7 separate regions of the Homo sapiens genome follow, and regions 1, 3, 4, 5, 6 and 7 are each linked to region 2. The links are chromatin loops, found by intact Hi-C in ENCODE. Cell type or tissue: Calu3. All regions are shown on one strand.

The links. Hi-C counts contacts between places; a loop is a spot of excess contacts. Peaks named below come from ENCODE experiments on the same cell type or tissue, not always from the same donor. Only the 100,000 strongest peaks of a DNase experiment are listed, where the experiment ranks them.
Region 1: it touches region 2 in a loop (4-fold over the local background); 7 of 110 quality-filtered maps call a loop at or near these places.
Region 3: a loop joins it to region 2, with 5 times the contacts of the local background. A loop is called at or near these places in 4 of 110 quality-filtered maps.
Region 4: a loop joins it to region 2, with 9 times the contacts of the local background. A loop is called at or near these places in 2 of 110 quality-filtered maps.
Region 5: a loop joins it to region 2, with 3 times the contacts of the local background. A loop is called at or near these places in 3 of 110 quality-filtered maps.
Region 6: it touches region 2 in a loop (3-fold over the local background); 2 of 110 quality-filtered maps call a loop at or near these places.
Region 7: a loop joins it to region 2, with 2.9 times the contacts of the local background. A loop is called at or near these places in 2 of 110 quality-filtered maps.

The regions. Positions count from the first base shown.
Region 1 is chr6:21,985,744-21,989,743 of GRCh38, reverse strand. The region is part of intron 6 of CASC15 (cancer susceptibility 15); the gene reads right to left. Among named protein-coding and RNA genes, the nearest start is that of NBAT1, 160 kb to the left of the region's middle. In Calu3, no CTCF peak of the experiment used is centred here; a DNase peak (open chromatin) is centred at 2,133.
Region 2 is chr6:22,034,697-22,038,696 of GRCh38, reverse strand. All of the region lies in intron 7 of CASC15 (cancer susceptibility 15), which reads right to left. Among named protein-coding and RNA genes, the nearest start is that of NBAT1, 110 kb to the left of the region's middle. RefSeq lists an enhancer at 968-1,077. In Calu3, no CTCF peak of the experiment used is centred here; a DNase peak (open chromatin) is centred at 2,226.
Region 3 is chr6:22,146,590-22,150,589 of GRCh38, reverse strand. All of the region lies in intron 9 of CASC15 (cancer susceptibility 15), which reads right to left. It overlaps NBAT1 (neuroblastoma associated transcript 1), which reads left to right and starts at 3,397. Exons shown (of 3, transcript NR_034143.1): 1 at 3,397-3,550; 2 at 3,839-3,911. RefSeq lists an enhancer at 1-2,245. In Calu3, no CTCF peak of the experiment used is centred here; a DNase peak (open chromatin) is centred at 2,339.
Region 4 is chr6:21,729,937-21,733,936 of GRCh38, reverse strand. All of the region lies in intron 2 of CASC15 (cancer susceptibility 15), which reads right to left. Among named protein-coding and RNA genes, the nearest start is that of CASC15, 66 kb to the right of the region's middle. In Calu3, no CTCF peak of the experiment used is centred here; DNase peaks (open chromatin) are centred at 1,676, 2,046 and 2,426.
Region 5 is chr6:21,948,845-21,952,844 of GRCh38, reverse strand. All of the region lies in intron 5 of CASC15 (cancer susceptibility 15), which reads right to left. Among named protein-coding and RNA genes, the nearest start is that of NBAT1, 200 kb to the left of the region's middle. In Calu3, no CTCF peak of the experiment used is centred here; DNase peaks (open chromatin) are centred at 1,744 and 2,034.
Region 6 is chr6:21,883,946-21,887,945 of GRCh38, reverse strand. All of the region lies in intron 4 of CASC15 (cancer susceptibility 15), which reads right to left. Among named protein-coding and RNA genes, the nearest start is that of CASC15, 220 kb to the right of the region's middle. In Calu3, no CTCF peak of the experiment used is centred here; DNase peaks (open chromatin) are centred at 1,145, 1,895 and 2,305.
Region 7 is chr6:21,923,420-21,927,419 of GRCh38, reverse strand. All of the region lies in intron 5 of CASC15 (cancer susceptibility 15), which reads right to left. Among named protein-coding and RNA genes, the nearest start is that of NBAT1, 220 kb to the left of the region's middle. RefSeq lists an enhancer at 1,466-1,575. In Calu3, no CTCF peak of the experiment used is centred here; a DNase peak (open chromatin) is centred at 1,859.

The DNA.
Region 1 (4,000 bases), 49 kb after region 2:
AATCAAAATTCAGTTGTAGTTGAGGAACTGATTCGATTGTATTTATTTCAAAATTTATATATGGCCAGACACGGTAGCTCACGCCTGTAACCCCAGCACTTTGGGAGGCCAAGACAGGCAGATTACTTGAGGTCAGGACTTCAAGAACAGCCCAGCCAATACAGCGAAACCCCGTCTCTACTAAAAATACAAAAATTAGCCAGGCATAGTGGTGCGCGCCTGTAGTCCCAGCTACTCGGGAAGCTGAGGCAGGAGAATTACTTGAACCAGGGAGGCGAAGGTTGCAGTGAGCCAAGATCGCACCACTGCACTCCAGCCTGGGCAAAAGAGTGAGACTCAGTCTCAAAAAAAAAAAAAAAAAAAAAAAAATCACATAGAAAAGAAAAGTTCACAGATACCTAAATCCACTATGAAAAAGAAGAACAATAAGTAGGACTTACTCTACCAGATAGTAAAATATATTACCAAGCCATAGTAACAAAACAGCATAAACTTTAGTTAAAGAACAGAAAAACCAATGGAGCATATCAGAGAGCGGAAGGGCAACACCAGCTTAAATAAACAGAATCACCATATGAAAAATTAATGGATTGCTACCTGCTACCACATACATATATGGACTTCAGATAGATTAAAGACCTAAATGTGGAAGATAAAACTATAAAACTGATATGAATAGATAATTTTTGTATTAGAAGAAGAGGGAATATTTTGCAAAGCCCCCAGAGTAAAATGCTGATAAACTAAATTACATCAAAATTAAAGACTTCTGTTCAATAAAAAGTATAAGAGACAAAAGTTAACAGAAACGTGACAGGCTAGGAGAATACATGTAATGTCTAAAGCCAGCCAGGGACTATCTGGACTATACAACGAATGCCTATAAATCAATAGGAAAAGTAAAAAATTTCCAGTAGATAAATGTGCAATGAATTTGAAGGGGAATTTACAGATGAGAAAAATCCAAGAAAATCAAGCACATGAAGACATAATCAAATCCAACAATAATCAGATAAAAACAAAACAAAACAAAAAATATATCATTTTACACTCACTAGACAGAAATAGGGAAAATTAGAAAGCTTAATAATGCTAAGTACTGGTGGGAATGTGGGAATAAGCATTCATACTGCTGGTGGGTGCTTTGACTGGTGAATCATTCCGGAGGTAATCAGTATACTTTTTGAAATTATACTGTATACAGTATCTGAGCTGGGTACCTATGCCCTCTGGCTCAGCAAGTCTACTATTAGGCTAGAACCCAAATAAATTCCCCTTGGTACTTTCCAGTAAGGGATGTATCTGAGGCTTTTCACAGTAGTTGTGTTCATGGTGAGGTGAGATGGAGACAATATAGGGGTCCATCCCTGGGAGAGAACAGAAGTAAAATGTATTCTAGACGCACTTCAACAACTATGGGCATTTGGATGCAATGGATTAGATGTACACATAGCAATATCCATGGACCTTAAAATAGAATACTGAGTGGAGAAAATACAAAGAAACAAAATAAGATATATAACTCATATTCACATAAATTAAAATGCAGTTACAATAAATTCCAAATATGAAACTATGTGAAATTTATAAGAACACATCCACTGGCAAGGGCATGCATTTTGAATGACTGAGTTTTCAAATGACTAGGAATGAGGATGAAGGAGAATGTACGCCTGCCAGCGTGTACCCATACGCAAATCAATAGAGACCTATGAGATTGTGTGTGTCTATGTGTACGGATCTATGTATCAAACAAGAGTTTTACAAAATACACATATTCTTATTCCATATAATGCACTCTGTTTACATTTCCTGTTTCCTTTTTTATTTTTTAAGGCTGATCTCTGTCCACACAATTGATTGCATAACCTAGCAATGCGTTACAACTTTACTTTTTAAAACACTGATGTAGACAATAATAAAGGCATTACAGTGAGTTCCTTGAAGAAGAAGAAGAATAGTGCCATAAAACTAAGAATTGTAAGCAAGAGCCCGAGCACAGGCAGCCGACTTGAGAAAAAGCTCTCTCTTGTGCTCCTTCTCCCAAAGATTCACATTCTCAGGGAATTACCGGGAGTCTGGGTCGGCTCCTCATCACGTGATTCTGACCTCAACAGCACTTCCGGACGGTGAACTTTTCACCCTTACTTAGCCCTGGCCTGTCAGACTGAGGCCGCAACTAAAGCAGGAAATGATATGCTACTTGCTTTAGCAGAAGGGATATTTTAAAACATAAAGGAACATTTCTAAGCGTTCCTTAAACACATTCAAACGGGATGTAAATATATAAAAATATGATCCTTCTCTTTTGAAATGGAAAGTTGGAAGATACAAAAAAGGCAGAAATGCTAAGGACCAAAATAATAAAATAGAAAAAACTTGAAAACAGGAGTAGGTCGCCCAGATTTCAAGGGAGCAGGAAACTAAATATGTGTAGGAGGAGATGCTGTATAAGATAGAAAAGTCAATGGGCTGTTTCCAATTTTCAGTTCAGTAAATAAAAATTAAAAGCAAACAAAACTTTCTATTTCAAATGAACCAAATATCGTCTTGTGAGGGCAGCTTTAGGTCCTCTTCCTACCAGAAGCTCTTACCAGAAAACATTTCTTGGCCAATACAGAACATAGCAAATTTTAAGTATTTAAACAGGACTACACACTTCTGAGCTAAATAGGGGTAGATGTTCCTGGGCTAACTGAGGTGCAGCAAAAAGTGGGGTGCAGAACTCTGTTTCTACCTTTGCGGCTGTGCTCAAGTGGAGAGATGAGAAGGAGTGACCAGTTTTAGACGCAGAGCACCAGGTCTGCAAACGGAGGGAGGCAGCAGCCCTGGACACGATGTTCCCTGAAGGGCAGCGTTTGTACAGGGATACTCAAGAGCCAGCCGTATCAGCCTGAGTTTGAAGCAGGCATCTACCTAGGGCTATCATCAACTGCTTGTAAAACAGAACTAAGTTGGAAGAGGTTATATAAAAGAAAACAAACAAAAAACTAAAAAGAACTACATTTCCTAGAATTCATATAACAAAAGGCAGAAGAAATATAATCTATACACAGAGAGGAGTGGCTTTTGGTCTATAGGCCAGAAAAAAAGGTGCAGATAAAGTGGGTGACCAGGGAGCAAAACAAGCAGGGGGCTACAGGAACCATGAAGTTGTTTTAGCATATTTACCAGTTAGTGGTCCTGAAATGATAGGTGTCCACAAAGTACACATGCTATGTTAAAGATAATGGCCAGCTCTTTTCAATTTTTGATGAAAACATAGCAAGAGAACAGTTATTCCAAAAGCCATCATTTATTGAAAAGGCTCTTGACAATACACAATTGCTAATCCTTATGCCAACTCTGCAAGGTAAGTGATAGCACCTTTTACAAATGAAGAAACAGACCATCATCGACGCTAAGAAAGCTCCCCTGTGTTGCATAGCAATAAGAGGCAGAGCCAAGATTTGAGCCTAAGGGTTTCTGATTTCAAAATATCTTTCTGTTCAGCATACTGACACTCAAAAAGTATATGTAGGTGAAAATTGATTAAGCAAGACATCAAAAAGAATTTCCTCCACTTAAAAACGCTAAAATGGGTTAAGCATTGAAGGGGTAAATTACCAATGTCAATTTCCTGGTTTTAATAATGGTACTGTGGATATTAAAGATAGTAGTATCATGGGGAAGCTGGGTGAAGGGTACATGAAAACTCTGTAAGTTTTGCACCTCCTTGCAGCCTAAGATTCCTTTAAACTTAAAAGTATCTTTTGTAAGTAAGGGAACAGACATTTTGGAAAGTTATACAGCATCTTTCTCCTTTGGATACATATATTTAAAAAAAAAAAAAAAAAGCTAATTCTTGGCCAGGCGCGGTGGCTCACGCCTGTAATCCCAGCACTTTGGGAGGTCGAGGCAGGCGGATCACGAGGTCAGGAGATTGAGACCATCCTGGCTAACACGGTGAGACCCCGTCTCTACTAAAAATACAAAAAATTAGCTGGGCGTGTTGGCGGGC
Region 2 (4,000 bases):
AGAGATGGAGTATGGTGATGGTTGCAAAAAATGTGGAAGTTTGTAATGTCACAGAACCATAAACGTATAAACAGTTAAGATGGTAAGTTCTGTAGCAGGTATATTTTACCACAATTTTAAAGAAAGAAGAAAAAGACAAGGAGGAGGGGGAGAGGGAGGAGGAAACAGAAAACGGGGAGAAAAGGAGGAGAAGGAGAGGAGAGGAGGAAAAACGAGGAGAAAATGTGAGAACAGTGAGAGGAAGGGGAAGGAGGTGAGGAGCCAGGGGATTAGAATGGGGGGATTAGAATGGCCTTGGGGTCATGAGAATGGGAATTCACACATGTACCTCTATGACTGCCTGGAAATGCTGACAGAGCAGAGCCACTGCTCGCTAAATGTCTCTATGACAATATTTTATCTTCCAATACTTGTACAACCTTTTCATTTTGCCACTTGAATTTGTAGGGAGATTCAAAAAATAGACTGAGGGTGAGTACACAAATGAAAAAAAGACAAGGAGAATGTGTGTGTACATGCTCTATTTTTTGTAAAAATTATAATTTATTTCCATCCACCATCCATATACTTAGCCCCAACCTGTCCTTACCTTGGCCAAAGTCAAGAACAACACCAAACTTAGTAACACTGAGAGCAAGCATATGCTTTCACATGCTATAAATGTTATTTCTAAACTGATTTAACAGGATAATAGTAACAATAGATATTGTGTGGCAGGTATCTTGCAATCTACTGTAAAAATTACAATTTTTTTACAGCAGTTTTGTATTATTAACGCCATTTCACAGATGAGACAATGGAGGCTAATAATTTTATCCAAGGACATAAGGTAGATGAGATTTGAAACCCAGGTCTGGTTGACTGCTGGTAGTAAGGGCATATTTTGTAAATCAAGGCCATCTAAACAGGAGGAATATTGACAAATGAGAAGAAACAGAAGCGTCAATGGAGGTAAGAGCAAACAGAAACTCACGAGCTAACCCGACTGCCAAGACATGATAACTGCACTGCACATAATGTCTGAAACCTAATGTGGGTTTTTTTGTTTGTTTGTTTGCGTTTTTTTTTTTTTAACACAGAGTCTACTCTGTAGCCCAGGCTGGAGTGCAGTGGCATGATCTCAGCTCACTGCAACCTCCACCTCCTGGGTTCAAGCGATTCTCCTGCCTTAGCCTGCCAAGTAACTGGGATTACAGGCACACACCACCATGCCCAGCTAATTTTTGTATTTTTAGTAGAGACGGGGTTTCACCATGTTGGCCAGGCTGGTCTTAAACTCCTGACCTCGTGATCCACCCGCTTCGGCCTCCCAAAGTGCTGGGATTACAGGCGTGAGCCACCGCGCCTGGCCAACTTAATGTTTTAGGAGGGCTGAATGCCGTGTCCCATGTCCCTTGGAAAGTCTTTTTTTTTTTTTTTAATCTCTAAATCTCAGCCTTATAAACAAGAATCAAAAGAAAACGACTCAACCTAAGAAAGAGAAATTCTGGTTGGGCAAGAACTTTAATAATCTGCCTTCCTACATGGTCCTTTTCTCTAAGTTATATATTAAAGAAGTTACACAGGAAGAAGAAAAAATCAGAGGGTAAACAGAAAATTACTCCAGCAAATGTATTGACCTCTAACGAAGGATAATTTCCTCAAAAGTATTTATGCTTTCTAAAGTATTACACTTTATGTAAAAGTAAAGCTGCAGTATAGAAAGCAACATCAGAGAATTTGATTCTTAACATACAGCTGTCAGGGATGGTTTACCTGAACCCACATTGCAATCCTAGAGTGTAAGAGCAACTTGGTGAAAGGGGACAGAAAACTCCCTGTGGAGCCGCAGACTCTGGAATCTATTATACCCATTTCCAATCTCACCTAGAAATCCAGAAAAAAAGTCACTTTCAGACACATTACAGGATTCAAACTTTGCTTTCTTACGAGAAGGTTAGAACTATATGCACACTTTGCCATTTGCTCTGCTCTTCCATTTACAAGGTTTTTTTTTGGTTTTTTTTTTTTTTTTTGGTTTTTTTTTTCCTCACACACTTCTACAGTTGACAACAAAGCGTTCTTACACACAACACTGCCCACCCTCTCATCTTTCTATATCCATTTTTAAGTGCCTGGAAAACACAAGAAGGGGAAACAAAGGGCAAATGCCAGTCTGTGACCTCTGTCTGGACTTAGCCAAGCGTGATGTGTGAATCAGGTGTGCGGAATGGAAGTTTCCATGGCAACGAGACTGCCAGGCAGGCAGGGACTTCACACAGGCTTTCTACCAAGGTAATAGAAACAATGAGGCCACCTGAGGGACCTCAGCAAAGAGGGAGGCGGCAAAGTTCAGAGATCTCCAGCGACGGCAAGGACCTGGGTCTGCACTGACTTATTCCACACCCACACCCCCCTGCTTTTGATTCTGTCCTGCCAGCTCCTTGAGATAATCTCTCATCTCTCTTTTTGGAGGGGAAGGGAGGGATAAATTAGAGAAGTAATCTCTAAAGAGAATTGCTTATGAGAAAAATGTAGAGGGGTCTACAAGAGAAGAGTTTTCTTTACGTAGAAAAAAAGCAGCTCTGTGAGTCCAAACATTCAGCCACTTGAGAAAACTCTGTCTGACAGAAGCACTTAACATTTTCTCTAAGGTTCTTTGCTTTACCTTGCAACGTGCTCTTTGAGAACCCAGACCCTAATGAAAAGATCCTGAGCTATATTTTTGTTTTATGGATGTTTAAAATTATATTTGCTATAGATAGATACTTTAAAATTATTCTAAACGTGTAGAAACATGTATGTTTTTAAAAGAGTTGGCTTTTTTAGTCACATGACTTGGAGATAAAGTACACAACTTTCATGAAATCGAAGTTTATCTTGGTTAGCTAATTGAAAGAAGGTAATCTGAACGCTAGGGCTATGATGATATTATGGCTTTTCAAGCCATTTTCCTGACTTGAGACACACAGATGTTAAAAAGAACCAGAACAAGGCTTGTGTATTTGGAACCAAATCATGGAAGACAGCAAATTCCGCTTCTCCCTTCTCCACCATTTTTAGCTTTGCTCTGGAAGAGGCCTTTGGATTCCTCCAGAATGCTACTGCAGAGACTGAAGAAGAGAAAAGCACCTTACGCTATCGCACCTTATGCTATTGCACCTTATGCTATCAGCTAATGTCTCTACTTTAACAGACTGCAATAACTGTTGCAACAGTGAGCCCATCCTTCCCACTGCACCAGAGGAATTCTTCTAGGCTGCAAATTTGATCAAGTCACTCTCAGGCTCCCAACCTTTCCAACAGTTCCTCACTGTGCTCTGGGCAGTGAAGATCTCTTAACCATGGTTTCCACAACTACACACGATCTGGCCTCGGTAGATTTAAGCTAAGGTGTCCTTAGCTTCATCTTCCACCATTCCCCAACTTGCCCTTCGCATTCCAGGCAAATTCAACTACTTTTAATTCCCCAAATGTACCATTCCTCTCTCTTGCCTCGCCTTTTATGTTACAGATTTCTGTAAAGAACATTTAAATCTTTCCTGGTACCTCAGCTCTGCTATCACTTCCTCTAGGAAGCCTTAGCCCCTGGCACAATTTCACCCTTAAAGTCCTTCCTAGGGGTAGCCATAGCACCCTGGGCATCTCCCTACAGCCCTTACCACATGAGACTGCAACTGCCGGCTTTGCCTTTCTGATCCCTATCCAACTGGAACAGAAAGCAAGAAAAGGGCCTTGTTTACCTTTGTCTTAACTTGGGACCCAGCGCTTAGTAGATGGTCAGACAAGATTTACCAAAAATGAATGAATGAACAGAAAAGCAGGCAAATGGCCTCTGGTGTGGCCTGGCTGACCACAAAGAGCGCCGACCACATCTGGGCCAGAGCCTCACAGTCCAGTTCTGCTGCTTACCAGTTTTGTGGCTTCAGGAAAGTTCCTTAGCCTCAAAGAACCTCAGATTCCTACTTGCAAATTGGTGTAACAGCACAGCCCAAGATTATCACATGCATCCAATGAGATA
Region 3 (4,000 bases), 110 kb before region 2:
AATCCTGACCACCTTGTTTTAAACAAGACAGAGATTGCAAGCTTCAATCTGTTTGGATAGAAAAGAATTTATATAAATGTTTTGTTCAAGCCCAAAAGGGAAAGAGAGTTTAAATATACAGTGCATGAAAGATGCATGCCCAACTTCAAAACAGCTTAGTGCACAGAAGAGGAAAAATAATCTAACCTTCTGTTAGTCATTCCCAACAGTTTTTAAGCTTAAATATCTTGCAATTTGCGACATCGTTTCAGTGACCCCAACAGTGAGAGATTAACCAAAATTTCATAACTGCCCTGCCCTCCTCCCCTCATGCATCTTGAGGGGAGGGGGAGAGAACAAGAAGGTCAAAGAACAAATGGAAACAAAATCTGTGTTTTGCACTCTTTCTCTGCACTTGAGAAAGAAAAGGAGGCACATAAATCTGTATAATACTAAACCAAATCTCTTTAATTCCAGTCAGCTTTTATCATTCAGCCACTGAGTCTGTGTGTGGAAAAATTCATGCTAATTCCCCCTAGCAACAGACTCAGCCTATCAGGAGACTTTATGTACCATGCAGCTGCCAGCCAGAGAGAATAACTCTAAGTAGGTCAGGCCTGTATTTCTAAAAATGCTACGGTCTAGTAACCCCACTGTCCCGTCTGTCTGCCCTGCCCCATAATAACCTCAATTGCTTGGTGACACAATGACATACTATCCTGTTAGAGTGCAATCACATCATGCTACATTATTCTGCTGCGAGCATGACTGCTGGGTGAAGGACCCTCGGAGGGGCAGCATTAATCAGGCGGGCATTCATGTCCAGCAGCACTTCGCTCTAGAAATGGGGACTGCATTAATGACCAGCTGTTTGAACTAACACAAACAAAATAATGTCTTCCACCCTGTTGGGTGCACAGAATACACTATTCTGATCTGGCAGGTTCCGCTTCTTGACTAAATCGAAGATGTAAATTAAACGGGCTCAGACAATGTCAGTTTTGGCAACCTCAAAGTGAGTATATTTAAATTATATTACATGTGATTCAAAAAGCTATTGATTTAATATATGCAGCTTTCCATGCTACAATTTTCCCTAATCCACATTTTAAAAAAAGAAAAATGCATACATGGGTAATGCAATACATATGCACATATTACCCAGCAAGCTAAACACACAGAGCTGAACTAAAATTGACTTCTCTTTGGGCAGAGAAACAAAGCAGGTCAGGAGTAATTGTGCAGCATGAACACAAATACAAACAGAAAATGAATGCCATGGAGGAGCACTGAAAACAAATAAGAGTAAACATTCTAAGCCTACGGACCAATCAGCTCCTCCCACTGTCTCTTTGTGGAGGCTGTAGTAGCACCCAAATCTCCAAGCACAAGAGACAAGGGAGGGAAGTGAACGTGGCCTTGAAATCTCAACAACTGTGGTACCCTGACTTCCCATAACGATTACTGACTAGCTGCTGTTTGGCTTCAAGACAGCAAAAGCTCCTTCAAGGTTTAAACTCGGGAGATCACCAAAAATCAAAACTCCTTAGTTGTTTTTTAAATTCTAAAGTGGGAATTTTAGAATTTAATTTACCCTATTTACTCGAATGTAACTTTTGACTTCTCTCTATTGAAATGCACAAAAACAAACAAAAAAATTTATGTGTGGATACAGAGATAGGAGACTGGCAGTGCCATTTTTGGCTATTTAGTAAAACATCTTGTATTGATAGAGCTTGCACTGATATTTTCTCGCATGATTAATTTGCATGTTTAAGCGTTCACAGTTTCATTTAATGAACATATCCCCCCTGACAAATTGATAATTCAGCCTTCAATTACGCAGAATTCAGTTAAGTCTTATCTGTGTAATCCATCAGTATTTGATTTACAAACAGAAAATTTCTTAATCCATTTGCCCTTGTTTGAACTGGGTTTGATAACTTAGTTATGACTATCTTCTTCACTTTGTGGCACATATCACATAGTTATTCTTGGATAGATACAGTCACTGACGCAACCATGAACCGCTAATTACAAGCTGGTGACATTCTGCTTGTCTATGCAGCTTTGAAGTTCTAAGGCTGTTTTTCTCTTGTGCGCTTGCTCTGTTTCATTCTCTTCTCCTCATGCCACCCACCCCCAATCACTTACTCTCTCTTTCCTCTTTTCACTTTAAAGCCTTTCTGGATTCACTCTAGGACTATCTGGAGAAAGAGGTAAGAATGATCAGATTCTGTAACTTATTGCTTTTCCTTTCCTTCTGTACTATCCCTGCACACAGATCTACAGTTTGAAAGTACAGTAATAAGATCCTCACCCAGCCCCATCCGCAGGAATGCATCAACAGCTGGCCAAACATAATCCAACACACAGAGCTGCCTTTGTAGAATTAGTAACAAACAGTGGAAGGGCCAGACAGGCGTCCCAGAAGAGCTCCCCATGACAACTGGGAAACCTCCTCACCCCCAGGGTTGAGCTGACTCCACTGAGCTGGGGTTGGAGAACCCCAGCTCTCACATCTGAATCTACAACAAGCCTCAAGTGCCTGCCCTCAACCTCACTAGAAGCTATTCAGAGGGCATTCGGCTCTCCATAACAGCAAGTTAGAAGCAAGCATTCTCCATACTAACAACAGCCATACTCTGCCTCATGGCACATGCCTTTTGAAATGCAACACTGCAAATCTCCAAATCACATGAACAGCATTTACACCTGTACCTAACCATCAGCTGTGAGCTGGTAGGACCACCTCTCGTCTTTAGAAAATAATTTCTTTTTGCAAATTATAGGCTGATCCCGGCACTCTGAAACATGTAAATATAACACTGTATTCATCTCCACTGAGCATTTAGCATCTGAAGCCTGTGGTAGCCAGCTGGTCTCAAAGTCATCTGGGATACATTTATTTTGATTAAATTGATCAGATTTCTATTTACAGGATAGAATTTTTTTGCCATTACTGAATACAGCTGTGTTTACAGGGATTTGTAGAAGAAGAAAACAAAACCCCACAATCGGTCCTAGCAAAGCACAGAGCATTCAGAACTGGAAGGAGTTAAAACAGAGGGGGCTTGCTTTCACAGTAAAAAGAAAATTCTGCATGCAGCTGCTTTGGCCATGCTGTCTCACTAGTCAGGAAATGGGTGTTGAACTGGAGCTGAAAACACAAGCTGCAATCAAGCCCGATCCAGCAAAGTGACAGACTTCCTGTGTAAAATGGTCAGAAACCTTTTTTCATGTCTCTACATGCATGCACATGCATTTAAATCCATGCTGCGAGGCTGCGATTTTCTCTGGGGACACTGGTACAGTCACCTAGCCCATCAGTTCCTTCGTCGACAGCGCCGGGGACATCCAGACTACAATTTACAGTTCCTCTATCCATGTGCTGGGTTATAAATTATGCCATCCTCCCTAGAATGAGAATGCACAGCAAGCGGCAGACAATCACCCGGCATTCGGCATCTCTTTCTTTTCACGCGCTCCCTCGCTCCGCCTTTCTCCAGCTCTGCCTTCTCAGGCAGATACATCAGATACCTTGTTTATCCATCTTCAGCTCCACTCTGAGGTAAAATGCCACCACATCTCGCCATGGGTTGTCCCCCCAGACTAAATCCCTGGGAACAGCCTGAGCTGGGTGCACGCGGCCGAGGCGACGGCTGCCCTTGCCCTGCGGAGCACGGGTGGGCATTGGATGTAAGGTATTCCTAACTTCCCCTTCCCCAGTCCTTGGCGTCCTCTCTAGCCATCCCACCCCAGGTCTTCTGCAGCTTCACCCTGTCCTCCAAGTCCCCTCGCCCAGCTGCGAGGCAGGAGACCCCGGCCGGAGCTCCGCCAGCAGGTCCTTCTTTCGCAGGGCGCAGACGCACGATTCCGGGATCGGGTGCACCACGGCGAAGCCCAGGCGGGAGACGGCAGGAGCAGCTCAGGTAACCAGGGGAAGCTTGCGTGCCCACGGAGATGCAGCCGTGGAGCTGTGAGGAAAGACGGTCTGGCTTCAGAATTTAAAAAAAAAAAA
Region 4 (4,000 bases), 300 kb after region 2:
GTCTTAATTATCTGTGGATAGAGAGGTGAACATTAGCATGAAATTGTGCATTTTTTTTAGGGGAATGGAAACAATTTGCATTTTAAGAGCAAGCAAGCATTTTTGTTTAAAAATATCAAGGGCATATTGTTACAAGCTCCTGCTCTGCAGGGACACTGAGCCCTTCTAAGTTCTTTCCTTTTCCCAATTTTGTTTTCTCCTCCTCTCTGTGAATGAAAACAGCACATAGAGAAATGCTTTGTAAATGCTATAGCAAGATGACCATTTATAAGGACTCTAGAGAAAGTCCTAGGGCAAACTGGTTGCTACATCTAACCCCTTGAACAGGCTGACAAAAGATTTAAACTGTAGCAGCCATGTGAGAAACACACATGTGGTTTTAAAATATTTGAATTCCATTGTACAGTTCTTGGTAAAACCCATGCAGACCAAGGAAGCTGACACATTCAATAGAAGACATGGGCCTCCGTTGTGTCTGTGACCCCTCCAGGTATTTTAAGCACCAGAATCAAAGTACAGAAATAAAAACAAACAAAAGCCCAATATCTGTCCATGCCTGGTCTTACCAAAAAAAAAAAAAATTGTTTTTTTAAAAAATAAGTCTCTTATGGGATGACTGTGGACTTATTTAGCCCATTCAGCAGGATTTTTTACTAAGCTACAATGCAAAAGATTTATTTTGTCATTGTCCAACACCAACAATTGAGGAAACTCGGCCTAGTGCAAAATCCCCAGGAGAAACAATCTACAATTTAATTAGTGAAAAATTGAAGCAATTTAAATACAATTCCAGGCATTTTTTAAAGTAGTATTTGAATAGACAGCTGCTGCATCTACTAAGTGTTTAGGCAAAGCACCATAATCCCTGATCCGATGAGATGCCCAAGGTTATGAACACAACTGTCTGTTGTCAGGGCAAGACCCAGAATTTAAAACAAAACTCCAGAAAGCCTCCCTCAATGCCTGCTCCATCCCCACAAAATAAAGAGATCGCTAGCTAAATAGCCAGCCAGCCAGCTAGCTAGGTAGATAGATAGATAAAGAAAACATTAGTCACAGCCTTTTGAAGCACAGTAGAATGGAGACAGAAAAGGATTTAGAGCCCACAGCACTAAGCTGGAGTCCTGATTTGTTCATTACCTTTTTTCTGTTACTACTTCAAATTCCTCATTTATAAAATGGGAATATTAATGCCTATCCCACATGAGTTTTGAATCTTCAATGAGAATATAAGAAAACACTATATAAATGTTACTTGAAGATGTTGAAATGTTAAAGAAACAGAAAATATAAATTGAATTAGAGATATGTCACTACTGCACCTTCTACCATAAGAACTTTATTGTTTCAGCCTTTTTTTTTTTTTGATGGAGTCTCACTCTGTAGCCCAGGCTGGAGTGCAGTGATGTGATCTCGGCTCACTGCAACCTCCGCCTCCCAAGTTCAAGCGATTCTCCTGCCTCAGGCTGCGGAGCAGCTGGGACTACAGGCGCATGCCACCACGCCCAGCTAATTTCTGTATTTTTAGTAGAGACGGGGTTTCACCATATTGGCCAGGCTGCTCTCGAACTCCTGACCTCGTGATCCACCTGCCTCAGTCTCCCAAAGAGCTGGGATTACAGGCGTGAGCCACCGTGCCTGGCCTGTTTCAGCTTTAAAGATTTATTTGTACATACAAAATATTTTGCCACGCCCAGTTGCAGTCTTGCAAGATGAAAAGGGTTCTGGAGATGGATGGTGGTGATGGTTGCACAATGATGTGAATATACTTAACACCACTGAACCGTATGCTTAAAAATGGTTCGAATGGCAAATTTTATGTTATGTGTATTTTATCACAACTTTAAAAAATTATTTAAAAGCCTTTTACCATGATAAAATCCCCTGGTAGCAAGAAAGAAATCCTCTTCCTTTAATATTTAACTTGGTCAACTGAAAAAGCGAAGAACAAGGGGCTGAGGATCCTAGATGTGCCACAGAGTATGAGCACATTGCAAAGGTATGTACAAATTCTAGGACCTCGGCCAAACTTCCCAAAAGGACTTTTTTGTTAACCTTTGTTAATTGCAAACAAAACCGATTTCAAAATAGAGGTGCCCACACGTTGGTTGCCAAGCCCTCAAACACCCATGCTTTGCACACTTTAAGGGACAGGAATGGCATTTGTGCTATGAGTACTAATGAATACAAATACTTGAAATGATTCAATAGTTTACATCTGAAAACATTTCACAGACTCTCAGTATATGCTGCAACAAGTGCATTAAACATAAGAAGAGCCCCCAAAGAAGACCAAGAATCCACATTAGAACTCATATCCTTCAAGGAGGGTGGACATTCCTGTTCTTGGTGCAGTTAGAGAGGTGTCATATGAATCCACCTATGATTACAAGTCCAGACACAGAAACAGCTACAGGCAGCAGAAGGGAGACATGGTTAAGCATCACTGAAAAGGAGCTCCCAGCAGTCTCAGCTCTGTTACCACCCACCCGCTGGGTTACCTTGAGCAAATCACCAAAACTTTCAAGGCCCCTGTCTACACATCTAGCTCTCAGTGACTCTTTGCTCTATTCTAAGCTTGGCCAGGGAGATCTAATAACAATTTATTAACCCTATGCATTACAAAGTGCAGCTATGAGGAAAAGAAAGAATATTTGAAAAAGAAAAAAAAGAGGGGTGGGCGTGGTGGCTCACACCTGTAATCCCAGCACTTTGGGAGGCTGAAGTGGGTGAATCACTTGAGGTCAGAAGTTCAAGACCAGCCTGGCCAACATGGCGAAACCCCATCTCTACTAAAAATACTAAAGTTAGCCGGGTATAGTGGTGCACACCTGTAGACCCAGCTACTTAGGAGGCTGAGGCAGAAGAATCACTTGAAGCCAAAAGGCAGAGGTTGCAGTGAGCTGAGGTTGCACTCCAGCCTGGATGACAGAGTGAGACTCCATCTCAAAAAAAACAAAAACAAAAAACAAAAACAAAACAAAAAAACACACACTAAACTAAACACCATGATAACAGGGAGATAAGAAGAATCTAAATGACCAAGGCTGAACACCAACAGCTCAAACAAATATCAGGAAAAAGCACCTGCAATAAAGACACACAGCACAGCTGCCATTAGCGAAATGCTAAGGCAACGGAAGCTCAGCTTTTGAACGCAGCATAGGACACAACGCCCCCACCTCCGTGCTATCTTGGAAGTCAGCGGAAACCTCAGCATCCACAGGAACCTGGGCCAGAACTGCGGCTCAGCCCTGAAAATTCTGCAAACTGTCTCTACGGTTGGAACAGAGATTACAATGGTACTAGTTCAGGGCAATCGGGTGAGGGAAGACAGTATAACTTAGTGAAGGTCTAAATTACAAAACGGGGCCCAGCACGGTGGCTCATGCCTGTAATCCCAGAACTTTGGGAGGCCGAGGTGGATGGATCACCTGAGGTCAGGAGTTCGAGACCAGCCTGACCAACATGGAGAAACCCCGTTTCTATTAAAAATACAAAAATTAGCCAGGCGTGGTGGCGCATGCCCGTAATCCCAGGTACTCAGGAGGCTGAGGCAGGAGAATCGCTTGAACCCTGGAGGCAGAGGTTGCGGTGAGCCTAGATCGTGCCATTGCACTCCAGCCTAGGCAACAAGAGCGAAACTCTGCCTCAAAAATTAAATAAATAAATAAATTACAAAATGGTTTATCATCACACATTTCTTTACATACTCTATGTTTTAAACTAAGGTATTAATAATGTTGTAAAATAATTATTTTCATCTAGTCCAAAGTGGGATATTTAATATTAATAGTACACAAAAGGATGAGCAAATCCTCTACAATAAAATAATTGATACACTTAAAAGTTGATGTCAAACTAAAAGACCTTCAACTATTTATTAGATACTTCCTAATTTTATATTTCCTTCACGTGAAATTTCAAACTCTAAGACACTAGGAAAGTTGCTGTTTTTAATTGGCTAGCATTCTCTATCAATGAATAAATGATCACAAGT
Region 5 (4,000 bases), 86 kb after region 2:
CTCACAAGATGCAAGGCAGCTCCCTTCAGCCTCTTTTGTAAGAGCATGAGGCCAAAACTCCTGTGACCTTATCATTTCCCCCAAAGGCCCCACCTCTTAATACCGTACTACCACATTGGGTATTAGGTTCCAACACATGACTTTTGGAGGGACACATTCAGGCAATAGCACCAAAAGGCAGAGCAGGATAAGGCGGTCTCCTCCTCCAGGAGTCCTTTCTGAAGGCCTTGTCCCTACTCTCCTCCTCCAAATAAGCGTCCCTCCACACCATGTGCTTGTGTTCCATGTACATGCTTTATTCGGGGCATTTATCACCTTTTTAGGAAAGTATCAGTCATTCCCAACAGCATGTAAGTCCCCAAAGGGCAGGAAATGAGCCCTGTTCACCTCCATTCCCCCGACCTTAGCGCAGTATCTAGCATATGGTCGATACATGTGGAGAAACAGAATTTCCAGTCATTTGGCTGCAAACATGAAGCCTCATGTCAAAAATGCCAATTTTTCAGTAGTTCATTTCAAATACCAAAGAGCTTATGTATTAAATCAACCAATGTTTATTTAGAAATTATTATGTGCTAGGACTGGTCATCATAGGTCCTTTGAACCCATAAAAGTAGCCCTGCTTGGTCCTAAAACCTATTTATCTCCCCCTTAATGTATTTGGTTGTTGTAAACATTTACTGAGTAGCTCTATTCCTCACCTTTAAACCCTTTAAAGTGAAACTGACCCATCCGTGCAAACCAATTCTGAGCCCCTGAGAAAATGCCAAAGGCCAAATGCCCCATGTTCCCTCCATGTTGTCCACTTGCCACCCTGACACTCGCTTGTTCTCAGCTTTTGTAGTTCTATGACATTGCACATAAGCTCATGTAAGCCTTGGCTGTGGCTCCCCGTGTGAATGGCCCCATCTCCACTCTCCTCCTCCACACCATGTTCTCATATTCCACGTGCATGTCTTATTGAGGGCATTTATCACTCTTTTAGGAAAAGAATCAGTCACTCCCAATAGCATGTAAGCCCCTAGAGGGCAGGAACCCGGCCTCATTAACCTTCATTTCCTCTGACCTTAGACTTTCTTTGACTGACCCCAGCTTTCTCTAAGTTCAAGTTCAGCACTCCTGCAGGCACAACCTACCAGCCCTAAACCTCTGTCCACTATAAACACAGAACAAAGGTGGAGGAAGGTTATAAATATGTCTCCAAGAGCTTACATGTCTCTGAAATGTTGTCACATCTCTCCTCACAGCTCAAGTGTAAAGAAAGCTAGGACCTCAGGCTCCACAGGATCATATTTAACAGAATAAAAAATGCCTTAGCAATAACTTAGAGTTCTCATCAGATCAGTTCACTTACGAATCCAGCCCACGGAAACTGAAACTCCTTCAAAAGAGTAAAATCTGTGAGGTATGTAGTTAGTATCCAATGCTGCTATCTCAATAGCATGGCATCAAAAAAGTTACACATTAACAAGGCTAATTTCTCAGAAGCATTTTGCAAAAAAAAGGCAAATAAGCTGTTTCCTGAAAAAAAAAAATACGTGTGTGTGTGTGTGTGTGTGTGTGTGTGTGTGTGTGTTATGGTTCCACACACCTTAAATTCTAGGGTTGGGGGCTTTGCTTATCCTATAATTGAGGTGTCAGCAAATGTTTCTGTTAAGGGCAGGATGGCAAATACTTTCAGTTTTGTGGGCCGTACAGTCTCTGTTTCAGCTGCTCAGTCACACACTTACAGCTCAAAAGCAGCCATAGACAGTACAGAAAAGGCTGGACCTGGCTGTGTTCCAACAAAACTTTATTTACAAAAACAGATGATATAAGCAGGAGTTGAATTCATCAACATTACCAATATTATTAAATTGTGGAAGGTCCAGGTTTCAATAATCCTGTCTTAAGCATAGTTTTGTCTGCTAGCACTGAAGTTGAGCTAAAAACAACTCAATTGCCATGGGCTAGTGTCTCAGCAAAGGAGCACATGTAACAATGATCTTTTGTGTCTTGAAGACCATGCCTCAGAACTGCTTGAAAAGTTTCCAGCATCAATAGAAGGAAATGCATGCTTTCTCTTTAAAGTGAGCTTGAGTCTTAGGAAACGGCATATGTATGTAAGCCAGTCAAACAGGCTGGAGATACCCAGGTGGTATAGACTCAAGTAAGGTAACTAGTTCAGTTAGAAATCAAAGCAATGATTCTAACCTGCATATAAACATCTAAGCTGATCTACCCAGTTCCACCATATTCAGTCACTCACTAGAACACCAAGCGAGATATGGAGATAAAAATATTTAACAACTGGCCGGGCACGGTGGCTCATGCCTTTAATCCCAGCACTTTGGGAGGCCGAGGCGGGGGCATCACAAGGTCAGGAGATCGAGACCATCCTGGCCAACATGGTGAAACCGTCTCTACTAAAAATACAAAACTTAGCCGGGCGTGGTAGCGGGCACCTGTAGTCCCAGCTACTCGGGAGGCTGAGGCAGAAGAATCGCTTAAACCTGGGAGGTGGAGGTTACAGTGAGCCAAGATCACGCCACTGCACTCCAGCCTGGGCAACAGAGCAAGACTCCGTCTCAAAAAAAAAAAAAAAAAATTTAACAACTAAAGTATATATCCGAAAAAGACTAGCACTGAACAAGATCTTAAGGGCCACCTGGGGGAAAAAACACTCTAATGTATCCAAAGAAATTGAGGTACAGAGGAATTGTCACTTGCCCAAGATCACAAAGCTAGGGCATAGAGGAGGCATGACCATATGACAGTAAACTATTAGTTCTAAGAAGTAGCAACCTTGCCTGCTAATGCATTGCTTTTCACATTGCATTCTCTGCCTCCACCACAGCTCCTGGAATATATCAAGGAATTAAGAAATATTGACTGAATAAACAAAGAATTAATGAAAAAAGCAAAAATGAGCCAGATCTCTTTCCCATCAAATATTGTGTGGACGAATACATTCACGGTTCAAAAAGAATATGCTATTTGTAATTTTCTTCTTGAGGTTGAATTGTGCATTTGATTCTTCAGACGCCACAATAAACTGCTGAACTAATGTGAGTGGCCTAAAGGAGGGGAAGTGCCACTCAAGGCAACTATGGTAATTCCGTCCTAAGGAATTATTTATGCATGATGAGAATCTGTCTGGAACATCAATGATGTCTTTATCTTCAACTACTACACACAGAGGACTCAGTCTGAGTGTGCTAATACTGTCTGCCCAGGTTTTCCCAGGACTTGCAAAATGTAAGCCTGATTGCTTAGAGAGGTTATGGCTTATTGCACATTATCTACACCCACTCATCCATCACTGTGAGACTTCGTGGTATACAAAGCAAGCTCCTCAAAGCAAGGGTTAGGATCTACTCTCTGATTATTCCTAGCTGTCGCCATATGTTGGCTTCCTGACAACAGACAGGACAGGTGCTGTCCCAGGAGACACTGCTGCAGAGAGAGGTTCCTACTTGACCACCATAACATCTGAAGTACCTAGCCCAGCTCCACAGTTGAAGGTCAAGTGGGAACAACCTGCATTCCTTCCACAGGTGTTGGCCTTTTAAAAGGAATGCAGACTTTGAGCTCCATTTATGTTTTCAAAATATTGCTTTTTCTTTGAACTAACATGGAATGTGTAACTTTATCCACAGACTGTGCAATTTTACAGCCACCCAATTTCTATGATATGACTCTTCAATATCTCAACTATTTTAAAAAATCCTTAGAGAATCCTACTATCAAGATCTAGAAAATAAAGTTTCTTCCTTTTTTCTTTGGAAAAGCTACATATAAATATGGGTGTGTGTGTGTGTGTGCCCCTTTATGCATATATGTATGTATTTTGTTGGTGTTTTTTGTTATTTGGGTCTTTTTTCTTAGGATGACAACCTTAATTAAAAGGGTCAGATTACTGAACAGCCACTTCTGACCCTCCTTTCTATGTCTGCAACACTGACTATTTAGCATAGGCCATTAAAGAACCAGAAATCATTCAGGGTAGGAAAAGGTCCTA
Region 6 (4,000 bases), 150 kb after region 2:
AGGAGCCACATGAAACAGCAGGGCCAAGGGTATTACCCTGGAGTCAGCAAACACAGCCACGGAGCACAGACACGGCAAATATTCCACAGGGAAAAACCACCGAGGGCAAAAGTGGCCCAACTGCTGGGAGACCTGGTAGTTAGAGGAAAGCCTTTTTTAAACTCAGTGGAAAAGGCCCACATACAGCAGGCACCAGTATAATTACCAAAGCCACCAGGCCCGTCTGCCAAGCTGGGCTGATGTGGCCTCTTGACCAGGTTTTATTCTTGGCGGCTGCTGCACTCTTCTCCCTCTGCTCTTCCTGCTCCTGCTACTAAATAAACTAGCAGATGCTGGCTTCATGTACTACAAACCCTGAGCTATCTATCTTCTCGTTTGTTTTGGCATCTACTTCAAATGGTAAAGCATCTGTGAAACGGACCAAAGCACTCCAAAAATCTACTTCAGGGTCATTTTCAAGAATTTATTTCTACACTTCCACAGACCGTTTTGAATTTCCCTATCAAAGATATAACAAGCGTGATCCACACACAATCACCCAGTCATTTTTGTTATTTGTCTTCTCTAGGCAAATACATGTCATTGTTCAAATACCAGCGCGGGAGAGAAATCACAGTGTGCTTTTAGTTCTATACCAAATTTCATCCACTCCCATTTCTCTTCGTTCTCTGTGCTACCTTATTCACTCTTGTGGCTTCATCACCAGCTGTGTGTCAGCAACTCTGAAATTACTATCTCCATCCCAGACCTCTCTGATCAAACCCAGACCCAGATATCCAAAGACCTAATGGACATTTCAAAAACAAACTACTTAAAACTGAACTCCTCATCTTCCTCTTGCCAAAGTATTTCAGTACCCACTGCTTTCTCCTAACTCATACTTTGAGTCATCCTTGACTTCTCTCCTTTCTTCGGCCTCCCATCTTGTCAATAAAGCTATCATGCCTGAGCTATGCTCTATTAAACAAGAAAAGTTACACTTCTGTCTGATTTAAGTGTGCTTTCTATCTCTCTCTTCCAGATTCCAGCAAGTATTGCTGTATGTGTCAGTCTGCACTCACTGTGTGAGGTTGGCAAATGCCCTGTTCATTCTCTCAGCTCTCCCTCCAGAGCATGCTCCCATACACCAATTTCAAAAGCACTAGAGTGCACTGAACACGATAGGTTTCTTTGTATCTTTGGGTGGGGGTGGTCATTCAAAAACCCAAAAGAGAAGTTCTCATTTCACAGCAGCAGCATCTCCAAGGAAAATTCTTCCAGAGTGAAACAACACCACAGTTCATAAAACAACACAAAAGGAATCAAACAAGTCTGTTAAACAGTAACGAACTACAAAGCCAGAACTAACCTGGATGGAGACTTAAAAGACAAAGTTGTGGCAGGAAGAATACCAAAAAAGTTGGGAATGGGAAAAGTCCACTCACTGATTCAGTTACCCTCTGTAATTACAGACACCCAGACACCCTCACATCTTTCATTCAACATTAATATTTTTTCAGCCTGTCCTCAACCTGTTGAAATACAGCTCAGAGGGAAGTATTTTAGAAAGATGCATTTCCTCAACTTTGACTTTTCAACGCAACTCCAAGTAGAATTTTCAAAGAATAAAATGTCTAATTAGGAAGAACAGGCTTACAGTTTCAGCTCAGTTCAACTTTGTTGAGAAAATATTTCGGTCAATGGCTCAATGGAATGAGGTCCTTTTCTTTCCTATCTTCGGAGAGCAGCGTCGCCATTTCTAGGACTGACCCCACACAAGGAGTGTTGACTGTAAACTTTCAGGGTATCACTCGACAACCCAGAAACTGGTGGCAGCTGGAAGGACAGAGGTCATGTGTGCTGCTTTCTATAATAAAATTCTTTTTACCCCTGGGTTAAGTTGATTACTCAAACTCTCAGACTCCTCCTCCTCCCCGCTTCCAGCCTACTCGCATTTTCCCTAGGCTGATTGACTCTAGGAAAACAAGTATTGCATTATGCTTGACTCCTTGGAATGAGATCAGTTCTCATTTCAAATTCCCTTTCAGAACAACCCCAAGGCCACAGACCCTGTAAAAATCCCAGATGCCCAACAACTCAGGAAGGCCTAAGCTATGACAAGAAAACATTACTTAAGTAATAATCAGCAAATGCATCCTAAACCCGGACTGGTATCCTCTGAGGTCTCTTCCAAGGCATTTGGCAGGAACACGTCTGTAAACCACCCAGTCTCACTCTCGGCTCCTCCTCCAAGGCAGAATGGCCAAGGCAGAGGCTTTAGTGCACTGTTCGGCAGTGATTTTCTCCAACTGGCACCATCTGTGCACACCCTGCCAGACTTGCTGACAGAGCAGGCTGCACAGACCATTACTAATCTCCCAGGGTCAGCTGGGTCAGGCCTGCAACAGGATGCCTATAGATTTCAAAGGCCGGTGTTCTCTCCGTGCCAGCTAATCGATCTATGTTGGAAAGCAAGCACATTTTTATTCCACCTTCTTTTAAATTTCAAAGAAAAATCTCAATTTTAAAGCTCTTCATGTGGGAACTGCTTGCATGTAATCAGTGTCCTGATACCAGTTATGTTATATGAGATCTTTGGAGGATGGGGCTTACCCATTGATCCTTTGCCAAGATTCAGTAGTAAGGCCAGGAAGACAACTTTGCTCAGACAACAAAAGGCCTTCTAAATAGCACCATCGGGAATGGACTACATGGATCAAGATTCAGCCTCAACTGCAAAGTCCTCTTAGCTGAGTCTGCAAAAGAAGAATAAATGCTACTCTACCAGGATCTTATCATGTGAGCTCAGGCAGTGTCACCAGGACTGGTAAAGAAAATCTCAGCATCATTCACCATCTACTTCAGAATTCATCTGTGAATGCTGCCACCCACTACCAACTGCCTATCAAGTGTTTACTAAATGTCAATTGTGTGCCAAGAGTCTGATATTCCCTCAAACTTCTGTAGTTTCTTTTGCTGAGGAATGGGATAACTGAGTCTAGTACTCAGCCATATAGTAGGCTAGACAAATCCAAAAGCCCCTTGAAGGCGGGATCATATTGATCCTGTTTCAAGGTGTTACCACTTAGCACAGACTTTTTCAGGCTTGTTGCAGTAATTCTATTAAAAACCCTTTTAGATAATTATATAAATACAACTAGGAGGAGGCAGTATCAAGATCAATTACTGTAATCATTTCTTTGTAGATGATGTTATTCTAGATCTTCAAATAAAACAATGACTCAGTCTGATAGAGTCAAAAAACTAACAGCCACAAAACTAAGACATTACTACCAGCTCCAAAGAGACCAGATCTTTTGTTTACAATAATTAAAGGTTTAAAGAAATTTCCAGATAAGTGACTTCATCTTCTTACTCTTGCTTACATATCAGTTTCTACACTTAACCAAACCCTAACAGAGTTTACATGGGGCTAAAGGGGTGATAGTAAAGAGGAATTTGTGAGCTGAAATATAATTAATAATTCCTCTAACCCAGATCATCTTCCTTGTAAAAATATGGGTTTGTTAAGAAGCCAGCAGAGAGGTTCACAGATCTGACATGGCCACTTAGGCATAACTGGAGACTCAGGTCTGCATGAGTTCTCATTGAATAATTTCTTCTTCCAATATTTTTCCAGCTTCAGGTAACCAGAGAAATCTCCAGGCTAACCTGGTTCCTAACACGTCTATTCTTCCCAACTCCTCCCTTTGCAAGGGAGTCCCTATATTGTCTAAAAATAAGTCACGCAATCACTCGGCTCCCCTCCAACTATTTAGTATCAAAGAATCACTGCCATGTCTACAGCAGACATTTTCTCAGCCTTTAGATTTCCTATCTAGATAGCACAAAACAAACTGAACACATAAAACAAATGGGAACATTTATAATGAGATCATGTTTCACATCCACCACGCCTCAACTCACCCTTCCCAAGACATCAGGTGCACTGAAGAAGATCTCATTCCATTTAACTTACAGAAGGCACACCTTCACAGTCCAGGATGATGTGTTTTGATCT
Region 7 (4,000 bases), 110 kb after region 2:
TGAGAAGGCAACAGAAGAGTTAGAACTAACAAAGACGGCAGGAATTACAAGATCCAAGCAAATAGTTTCCTTGCTTTGGATTAGAGTTGGACACCCAAGTGTGTAAAACTCCTGGCAGGAGGATTGAGGTGAAGAGCGGGAAAGTACAGGAGGATTCCGCCAAATTTTAGCTGCTCAGCAGACAAAATAAGGTATGACAGGCACCTAGCCAGGGCTCTAGAAAAATATTTGACCACTGCCAGAATCCAGAAAAACCAATGCTACCAAGCATCTAAAATGAAAAGTACGAGGCCGGGCGCGGTGGCTCATGCCTGTAATTCCAGCACTTTGGGAGGCCGAGGCGGGTGCATCACCTGAGGTCAGGAGTTCGAGACCAGCCTGGCCAACATGGCGAAACCCTGTCTCTGCTAAAAATACAAAAATTAGCCAGGCATGGTGGCAAGTGCTTCTAATTCCAGCTACTCAAGAGGCTGAGGCAGGGAGAATTGCTTGAACTCAGGAGATGGAGGTTGCAGTGACCTGAGATCACACCACTGCACTCCAGCCTGGGCAACAGAGTAAGGCTCTTTCTCAAAAAAAAAAAAAAGTAAAGTACCGAGTCAGACAGACCACTTGAGGTCAGGAGTTCAAGACCAGCCTGGCCAACATGGGGAAATCCCATCTCTACTAAAAGTACAACAATTACCCAGGCGTGGTGGTGGGCACCTGTAATCCCAGCTACTTGGGAGTCTGAGGCAGGAGAATCACTTGAACCCAGGAGGCAGAGGTTGCAGTGAGCTAAGATCGCACCACTGCACTCCAGCCTGGGCAACAGAGCAAGACTCCATCTCAATCAATCAATCAATAAAATGAAAAGTAGTAGCCCTCTTAGCAGAAACCTCTCATAGCAGAGGGTTGTAAAAGATACTGAGGAGCCAGGAAATGGGGGAAAAAAGCAGAGTCTGAGAGCCCCAAATAGCTGAGGCTGACCTGAGCAATTTGACTTCATTTCTGCATTAAGCAAAGAGCTCCCGCACTATACCACTGGCGTGTCAGGACTGATGTGCACGGATGGAAAATGACACCTGGAGAGTTGCTCACTTCACCTAACATACAATTCTAAATAAAATGTTTCACTCTTCTGTGAGGTCTTTGATTATCACTAGCGAAATCTCTACAAATACAGAAACATGAACTGCTGCTGTCTGGTTAGGCCTGTCTTTCAGGGGTTGAAAAGTTGCTCTGGAAGCCGGGGGTTTCCTGACTTGCCCTAAAGGTTTCTCAGACTGCTCTATAATAATGATGATTGAAAAGCATATTATGTCAACAGATACTTCTTTGGAAGGAGGAAAACAGGAGGACAATACCTCACTCATCAGAAAGAGCCAGACATACCTATAGGGTATGCAAAGCAAGCCAAAACTCCTTTGTGTGGTTTTGGGGGGGGCGGATTTTTTGAGACAGGGTCTTGCTCTGTGGCCCACGCTGGACTGCAGTGGCATAATCACGGCTCACAGCAGGCTCAAGAGATCCTTCCACCTCAGCCTCCTAGTAGCTGAGACTATAGGTATGTGCCACCACATCTGGCTATTTTTATTATTTTTTATTTTTGTAGAGGCAGGGTTTGACCATATTGCCCAGGCTGGTCTCAAACTCCTGGGCTCAAGCAATTTTCCAGAGGTGGCCTCCCAAAGTGCTAGGATTACAGGCATGAGCCACTGTGCACCCATCCTATATTATGTTTTGAAAAGGAAAAATAATTAAGTGTACATCTACTGAGAAAAGAAAAAAAAAATGTGCCAGCAACACCCAAGATGATGTCATATCAGCAGCTAGTTTCAGGTCAAATACAGTACAACAGGAAGCTTGGGACTGAAGACAAGCAGGACCCAGCCCACTGGACCCGCCCCTAAACCAATCGCCAGACTTGCTCCCAACCTACAGAAAGAACACTTTCCACTATGGATAGTGAGATAGTAATTTGTATATCCAATTCTGCTATTTCAAAAGCTAGGCTGTGTATATACACGGAAATATCTGGTCTGTCAAGTATTCTATAGCTGAGAGGGTCCCACAGCACTTTCAAAATAAAAAAAGTTAAATTCTTTTTAGCCACTCCATTTCTATCACTGCAGTCTCCAACCGTGCCAGGCTGTGAAAATTAAGGCCAGTAATGACTTCACTCTGCTAGAACATTGACTTGTAATCAAGGCAAGGATAATCAACTGCAAACAGAAGAAATCCATTAGAATCTAACATTGAAAAATTGGGGAATTGGGAGTGTTTGCTTTTAATGCTTACTCTTAGCCAAACCAATTAACACTTAGGTCTATCCACAAAGCTCTTGTGTAAGTTGTTGGGTGGAGGGAGGAAAATCACCATCACCATCATCACTATCACCATTCATCATCACCACCACCACCACACCATCATCACCACTGCCAACACCTCCATCACCGTCACCCTCACCATCACCATCACCATCATCACTATCACCATTCATCATCACCACCACCACCACGCCATCATCACCACTGCCATCACCTCCATCACCGCCACCCTCACCATCACCATCACCATCATCACTATCACCATTCATCATCACCACCACCACCACGCCATCATCACCACTGCCATCACCTCCATCACCGCCACCCTCACCCTCACCATCACCATCATCACTATCACCATTCATCATCACCACCACCACCATGCCATCATCACCACTGCCATCACCTCCATCACCGCCACCCTCACCATCACCATCATCATCACCACCACCACAACACCATCACAATAAAAAGTATGCATTTCTGCCCTCCAAAAGGCCACAGAAGCTTCCTTTCTTAGGAAATTGTACTGATATATTTGCTGTTTTTCCTTTGCCCTCCTAAAGCTATCACCACATAATAAGCATCCTTTCAATCAAAGAAGAATAGGAAGAGGTCAAGATTGTTCAAGGATTCCTAGGGCCCTGGTGATAGAAGACAGAGTGAATTTATGGCCCAAATCAAGTGTTTTTATCTTTCCATAAGAGAAAGATACTTGTGACAAGTAGAGTGAGATACTAGAAAGAATGCAGCCTCTCTAACTCGTTATCATTTGTAAATTCCCTGCCTGATTTGATAACAAATATCACTTTTCCTTCAGTGCCATTGGAAAAAAAAAATCACAGTGATAACAAAGGTGCCATTATTTCTGATCGCATTTTCCTGTTAATAATCACAGTTACAGTCAACTAACACCCTGGGTTCTCACATCATTAAATAAATATTACCTGGTGGCAAATATTAGTATCCCCAATTTTGCATTCCAAAGATGTCAAGAAACCTATCGGAAAGGTCAAATCTCAGTAAACAAGGCCAAAGCCAAAAAAAAAACACAAAAATCCCCTATTTCCATTATTTCCTAGTTTCAACATAAATGTCTGTGTCTCTGGCTCTCAATGGAATTTTCTACCAGACACATCAGTGGCCATAGTGGTCATTATAATCCTATCCTACTTGACATAATAAATTTGATTAGTAGAAGTTCATAAAAACAGAATCCTGGAAGGGATTCCTGGATCAGAGACTCTTAACCCAAGATTTATTAATTATAGGAGGGCATGCACATCTTTAAGTTACAGTTTCAAAATTTGTGCAAATACACAGTTTACTCTGGAAAAATCCCAGAGGTTTCCTAAATTCTCTGGGACTCATGTTCTCTCCATTTAAGAATCACTGATAGCAAATTAGTCACTCTCAATTCTTACTGTACATCAGAAGAGTCTCTGAGGAACTTTGATTAAAAAACACACTTCCCAGCCAGGCACAGTGGCTCACACCTGTAATCCCAGCACTTCAGGAGGCCAAGGCAGGCAGATCACTAGGTCATGAGTTCAAGGCCAGCCTGGCCAATATGGTGAAACCCTGTCTCTACCAAAAATACAACAATTAGCCAGGCGTGGTGGCGGGCACCTGTAGTCCCAGCTACTCGGGAGGCTGAGGCAGGAGAATCGCTTGAACCTGCAAGGCGGAGG